Linked DNA regions of Homo sapiens: region 2 is linked to region 1. The links are chromatin contacts, found by Hi-C or POLR2A ChIA-PET in ENCODE. All regions are on one chromosome and are shown on one strand. Each heading gives the region's core, a stretch centred on a gene start or an enhancer-like site at or near the end of the contact. The rest is flanking DNA. Distances are from core to core; before and after follow the strand shown.

Region 1 (3,350 bases), core at 262-2,761:
ACTTTTCCTGTGATGGGCCATGAGCCAGGGATGTGCTGGGGGGAATGGGGAGATGAATAAACTCCCACCTCACTCTTTAGGGGTCTGTGGAATGGTGGATGAGACAGACACACCTTGTCTCTACCCTGCACCGTGTAACTGGGCCTTGCGTGGTCCTTTGTGAGTGTGTAGTAAGGGTAATTTCTTCAGAAGAGTTCATGAAGAAGCAGAAAATATGGCCAGGTGAATACATTTTCCTTAAAAAATAACTTACATGGTGAAACCCCGTCTCTACTAAAAATACAAAAATTAGCCAGGCGTGGTGGCAGGCGCCTGTAGTCCCAGCTACTCGGGAGGCTGAGGCAGGAGAATCGCTTGAACCTGGGAGATGGAGGTTGCAGTAAGCCGAGATCGCGCCACTGCACTCAGCCTGGGCAACAGAGAGACTCTGTCTCAATAATAATAATAATAATAATAATAATAATAAAAATTACACATCAAAGTGCCCTTTGTATAAAGCACTTATAAGTGAGTCTATTTAAAATTAATTTTAGAGACATCATAAAAGTGAGTCATCTCATTTAATTTTTACAACCATCCTCTGAAGTAGGTACTTACTTAATCTCATTATGACACAACTTATTTGCAGTAAAGGAAACAAACGTGGAAAGGTTAAGTTACCTGCCCCAAATCAAGGAACTACAAGGAACTGTCCATCTGGACGCTGAGCTCTAAGCTTCTAATAATAATTGCACACCTCTAGGGTTAGGAAGGGCAGGTCTATGGGCTGATGAGAAAGTGTCTAGGAAGCCGATGGCCAAATTTACCTGCTTGGCTTTACGCTGCCTGCGTGGGTGTGTCCAAAGCTCAGAGCTCCTTGAGGCCTTCCTCTGTGGGTCCGCTAGAGGGCGCTGTTGGCCCAGTTCAGAAGTATGTTTTTGCCCTTGAATTCAGGTGTGGTCAGGGAAGGAATTGCTGTAAAAGCTAAAGAAGCTTAAGCTTCAGGACTTCTCACCTGTACAGACCCCTTCTGCTTTTGTACCTAACTTTGCATTTATAATTTCGTATCATTTTCCCATAAGAGGGCTTCCTGAATAAGTTGCGGGCTCCTCAAATCTGTAGTCCCCTTTCTTATGTCAATACTTTGGTAACTCAGCCTGGGGGACTGGGACATTGAGCGTCTTGAGCATCATGAAGTGTAAATTTCCAGGGCATCTGGCTGTCCGTCTTCCGGCTGTGGACTCCCGGAGAGCAGGGGCTCTGCCCTGTTTGACTTGGACTGTCTGCTATGTAGAACAAGCTGTTTGTAAATGTTTGTTGAAAGAATGAAATAAAGGAGGTTGAGATGGTTAGGCTCTGTGTCCCCACCCAAACCTCATCTTGACCTGTACTCCCCAGGTGTTGAGGGAGGAACCAGGTGGGAGGTGATTGGATCATGAGGGCGGTTCCCCCCATGCCGTTCTCGTGATAGTGAGTGAGTTCTCACGAGATCTGATGGTTTTATAAGGGGCTCCTCCCCCTTCACTTCCTTCACAAGCGTCCTCTCCTGCTGCCGTGTGAGATATGGCTGCTTCCCGTTCTGCCATGATGGTAAGTTTACTGAGGCCTCCCCAGCCACGTGGAACTGTGAGTCAATTAAATCTCTTTTCTTTATAAATTACCCAGTCTCAGGCAGTTATTTAGAGTCGTGTGAAATGGACCAATACAGAGGTAAACAGCCCCCCCAGCACCACTGCCGCTGCTTTAATCTTCTCTTTGGGTCTCAGTTCCCCAACTTTAAAGGTGGGGGCAGGCATTGGATTAGAGTTCATCTCTAAGTCTCTTTTCAGTCAGATGTTTACTCTAGGATTTGCTCCCTGTCCATCCCTTTCTCAACTCTACCACCTGTCATTTCATTTTATTTCTCTAGTTCTGTCCTCCTCTCCAGCCCATGCCCTCACATGGCTAGAGCCTCCTTGGCTCTGCTAACACCTTTAGGTGCTGGGATTACATGCATGAGCCACAGAATCTGGCCATGGTATAGAACATTTTTACCACCCCAGAAAGCTTCCCATGCCCCATTTCTTCTCCAGTCTTTGGCTTCTGGCAACTACTGATCTGTTCCCTGGCACTGTGCTTTGCCTTTTCTAGAATTTCATATACATGGAATCCTACAGAAAGTAGTCTTCTGTGTCTGCCTGCTTTCATTCAGCATAACGTTTTTGTGATTCATCCAGGTTCCGTCATGCATCTGTCATTCATTTCTTCTTGTTACTGACTAGTATTCTATTGTATGGGTATACCATAATTTACCTACCAGTTGATGAACAAGGCACCAGAATGAAAATGGTCCGAGTTTGAATTTAGACTCTGCTATGCGTTGCCTGTATGATCCTGAGCAAACTGTGTAGCTTCTCTAAGCCTCACACTTCTCAGCTGTACAGTAGGGACAGTAACACCTTCCCCTAAGGTTGCTGAGAGGATTAGATGAGCTCAGCCCTGAGGAACACCTCGCTGTGTGTCTGGTACTCAATAGCTGGTTGTTATCAAGGATGTATTGAACTGTCTGAACCAGGTGGGGGCATATTCTGCTCTACTCTTATCTTTCTTACAATATCGTAGGCAGATCCTTGAGATTTTTGGTCATTTGCAGCTAAGTACTTCAATCTGGTTTTTCATTTAATGCTCCTCTTTCCCACCCTCCCGCTCAGGCTTGACCCAGCCCCAGAGACCTGCGCCGGGAGAGGGATGGGAAAGGTTGGGAGCAATGGGCAGGATGCTAGCTGTTTCTCAGGGTGCCTGTGTGGGTTCTTCAGAGGTCCTCGTGAAGAGCTCTTGTGGGAGCCCTGACCACCCCATTAGCCCCCATCGTTGCCAGGGGGAGCCCACAGCTTCTTGCCACTCAAGTCTCCTTGGGTAATGATTAGGATCTTTGGACGTGGAAATTGCTCAAGTCTTGGTCCTTCAGTGGTGTTCTCTCCGCCTGTGGGAGACTCACGCATCTTTGCCATGCTATAGTGGGAGTGCCTGCTGCTGCACCTCCACCCCCTACCCTGTGCCTCGCTCCAGGTCTTTTCTCCCCTGTTCTGTTAGACTTAAGGGGCAGATCAGAGAGTCTGCTGCAGAAACACAGATCTAGGGTCCTTTTCTTTCAGGCAGCCCCTAGCAGATGCTGGGATGTGGGCAATGTCTCCTACCTACATTCCTTGTCTCTGCTAAAGTGCTCACTGGCTAACCTCCAGGGCAGCCCCTGTATCTCTTTGCCTGAGGGCGTTCTACAGTGGCCAGGCCCCGGGCCAGAGTAGTGGGCCTAAGTACCAGGAAATTAACACCACAGCAGCAGCCCTCCATGATGACTGGTGAGTGTTGGCGTGTATTAATAAATGCCCAGG
Region 2 (3,386 bases), core at 842-3,341, 100 kb before region 1:
TGGTGTGCCCTGGACAGATCCAGTTCATGCCTGCTGTCCCTGGGTAACTAGCAGTGCTCCTCTTTCCCTTGCAAAAGTGTCCCAATTTGGATGATCAATTATAAGGCAACCTTAGTCATGAGTAGCATGAAACAAATAAACAGGAATAGGTTAGAACAGCAAAGAAAATAGGAATGCATGGCACGCAGTAAAGGTAAGGACTGTCTTATGAAACTTGTTTCAATTACATATTTGTGTGTGTGTATGTGTGTGTGTGTGTGTGTGTTAGTGCTCTCTTCAGTGCTGTAAGAAAGATACATGTATCTCTAATCTTGTTTTATGGAGCTACTTAGGGGCCGGTGTGATAGATCGAGAAGACTTTAGTGTGGGGTCTGTTCAAGTCGTGGCCTTGTCACTTATCACATGACCTCGGGTAAATTATGTTCCTTCTGAACTTTAGTCTGCTTGTCTAGTATCTGTAGGCACCTGCCTCCCTGAAGTGCTGAAGCCCAAATTAGGACATGGGTATAAGTGACTGCGAGCTTGAAAGCACAGTCAGATATTAAGCCTAATGACTGTGGATATCTGAGGGTACCAGCTGCTACCAGATGGGGCCCCTCAGTCACCTCACAGCCCATACCCCAAAATGGCAGGGAAGAGGCCTTTCATTCCACTGGGCCAACGAGCAGGAGAAGCTAGGCAGACGTGACCTGCAGGGTACCCCCCACTTTCCACTGATTTAGAATCAATCAGTGAGTGTCTTTTGATGGAGAAAGACACAAAAAATGAACAAGGGGCTGGAGGAGGCTGGAATAACTCATGTCAGTTATCAGACACCCTGGACTGCTAAGCGCTTTACAGACACTGTTTCATGGACTCTCACTTATGCCACAAGCCTCATTTTACAGATACAGAGGAGGTGTGATGGGCACACAATTTCTGCAGACCCAGCAATCCTTCTCCTTCTCTTTCCTTTTTTTTTTTGAGATGGAGTCTTGCTCTGTCGCCTAGGCTGGAGTGCAGTGGTGCGATCTCGGCTCATTGCAACCTCTGCCTCCTGGGTTCAAGCAATTCTCCTGCCTCAGCCTCCCAAGTAAGCTGGGATTACAGGCACCCACCACCACCTCCGGCTAATTTTTTTGTATTTTTTAGTAGAGACGGGGTTTCACCATGTTGGCCTGGCTGGTTGCAAACTCCTGGCCTCAAGTGATCCTCCCGGCTCAGCCTCCCAAAGTGCTAGGATTACAGGTGTGAGCCACTGCGCCCAGCCCTTCTCCTTCTTTTGTAATAGCACCTAAGTACTCTTTAGAGGAACTGCTCCTCCCCCATTTCACATCATCCCGGTGGGGCTGCCATCAAAGGGCCCTCTCCCATACCCCAGCTGGTAGGCACAATGAAGCTCAGCCAATCCAAGTCTCTCTTGGGGATGTGACTCTTGAACAGAATGATACAAGGTGGGCAGGTGGGTGTGGTGGCTCATGCCTGTAATACCAATGCTTTCGGAGGCCAAGGAGGGAGGACTGCTTGAGGCCAAGAGTTTGAGACTAGCCTGGGCAACACAGTGAGACCCCTGTCTCTGCAAAAAGAAAAAAAAAAAAAGAAAAGAAAATTAGCTGGGTGTGGTGGTGCATGCCTGTAGTCCCGGCTACCTGGCAGGCTGAGGTGGGAGGACTGCTTGAGCCCAGGAGGTTGAGGCTGCAGTGAGCTGTGATCATGCCACTATACTCCAGCCTGGGTGACAGAGCAAGATCGTGCCTCAAAAAAAAAAAAAAAAAAAAGGTGGACAGGTGTTTGTGGACAAGTGTTTGAGCTGATGTATTTATTGATGGCAGCACCCTGGGGAGATGGTCCAGGAATTTCTGCTCCTGAGACATCTGAGCTGCCCTGGGATCCATCTTTCTTGTTCTGTTGGGAGACATCAGTTTCACTTTTCTCTGGATTCTGAAAGCTACCCATTTAATAAAGATTATTATCCTAACAAATTCTTTTTCTGCCTAAGTTAGCCAGAAATGTTTTGTGTAGCTTGCAGCAGTGAAGTCACTTGTCTAAGGCCCCAGAACCAGGAAGTGGTGGAGTGGGCGAGGACACACCAGGCCAGTCTGGTTGCAGGGCCGTGCTCTCAGCTGTGACCTGTGACCATCTCCCAGGGCTGGACTTGGGCACAGGCAGCAGCGCTAACCCTGGAAAGGAGATACAGGGCGGCTGGAAGGAGGGGCCCTCATAAACATCCTGGAAGAAGACAGCTGAGGGCACAGGCCCTTAGGAGCCTGCCTTGTGTTTGAGAGGAGGACGAGAGAAGGCTCAGATGGCATGAGACCAGGAGAACAGGGAGGAAGGGAAGGGAGAGGGTTGGGGCAGTAGGCCAGAGGCCAGGGGAGGTGCTGGGGCTACCGTTCATGGCGCAGGAACACATTGTTGAGATTGTCATTGACGATGAGCAGCTCCTCTGTCAGCTGCTCATTGGCGATCTGAGGGATGAGCTCCAGGACCCGCTGCTGCATGGCTCGGCACGTGCGGTTGAGCTCCTGCCAGGAAAGGAAGTGAGGCAACCACAGTCACATGACTCAGAGTGAGGCCGTCTCTTTTTTTTTTTGTGAGACGGAGCTCTGTCGCCCAGGCTGGAGTGCAGTGGTGCGATCTTGGCTCACTGCAAGCTGTGTCCTGGGTTCATGCCATTCTCCTGCCTCAGCCTCCCAAGTAGCTGGGACTACAGGCGTCTGCCACCACGCCTGGCTAATTTTTTTTTTTGTAGTTTTAGTAGAGACGGGGTTTCGCCATATTAGCCAGGGTGGTCTCGATCTCCTGACCTCACGATCTGCCTGCCTCGGCCTCCCAAAGTGCTGGGATTACAGGCGTGAGCCACCGCGCCTGGCCAAGTGAGGCCATCTCTAATGCACGGGCCTCCAGCCCCTGCACAAGCCTTGGAGGAGGGTGAGGTGCCCAAACTGGACTTCAAGGTTCCACGGAACAGCTTTTTGGGTTCTACAAACATGAACTTGAACTTCACTTCCAAGTGTTAGATGCTAAAATTTAATCCACAGGAAACCATCAACATGTCCAACTGTGCTGCCGGTTTAACTTGGCTTCGTGCAGATTCCAGAATAAAGGTTGTGCCACCATCTTTGCTTAGTCAAAAAAAAACTGAGTCTGCAAAGGGGGCTGGCTGAACAAACCACAACTTCTGGGGGTATGCTGTGATTTTTGCAACCAAAGCATACAGAATGAACTAGATGACTGCAACCATTAGCCACAAACCTCGATTTCGAGTTTTTGCCTCACTTTTCTCACTGCCTGATTTTTTGTCTTTTTAAACAAACTTTTAGCTTTGGAATAATTTTAGATTTACAGAAGAGATGCAAAGATAGTACCACAAGTTCCCATATACCCTTGACCCTGGCTTCCCCTTA

What was found. Hi-C counts contacts between places; a loop is a spot of excess contacts on that map. ChIA-PET counts read pairs that join two places held with the same protein, here RNA polymerase II (POLR2A). Pooled maps may share reads with other maps.
Region 2: a pooled map shows a loop between it and region 1 (5-fold over the local background). The contact joins the enhancer-like site here to the promoter of LINC01399 in region 1. A Hi-C loop is called at or near these places in 3 of 50 pooled maps. POLR2A ChIA-PET finds 5 or more read pairs at or near these places in 3 of 52 experiments (PC-9, naive thymus-derived CD4-positive, alpha-beta T cell and naive thymus-derived CD8-positive, alpha-beta T cell).

Annotation. Positions count from the first base shown.
Region 1 is chr22:35,229,217-35,232,566 of GRCh38, reverse strand. It overlaps LINC01399 (long intergenic non-protein coding RNA 1399), which reads left to right and starts at 1,511. Exons shown (of 6, transcript NR_126356.1): 1 at 1,511-1,569.
Region 2 is chr22:35,329,465-35,332,850 of GRCh38, reverse strand. It overlaps TOM1 (target of myb1 membrane trafficking protein), which reads right to left. Exons shown (of 15, transcript NM_005488.3): 8 at 2,371-2,504. Among named protein-coding and RNA genes, the nearest start is that of MIR3909, 4.5 kb to the left of the region's middle. RefSeq lists an enhancer at 1,991-2,491. Within about 2 kb of position 2,091, at least 22 of the 41 ENCODE cell types and tissues checked have a DNase peak (open chromatin) inside an H3K27ac peak, as active enhancers do.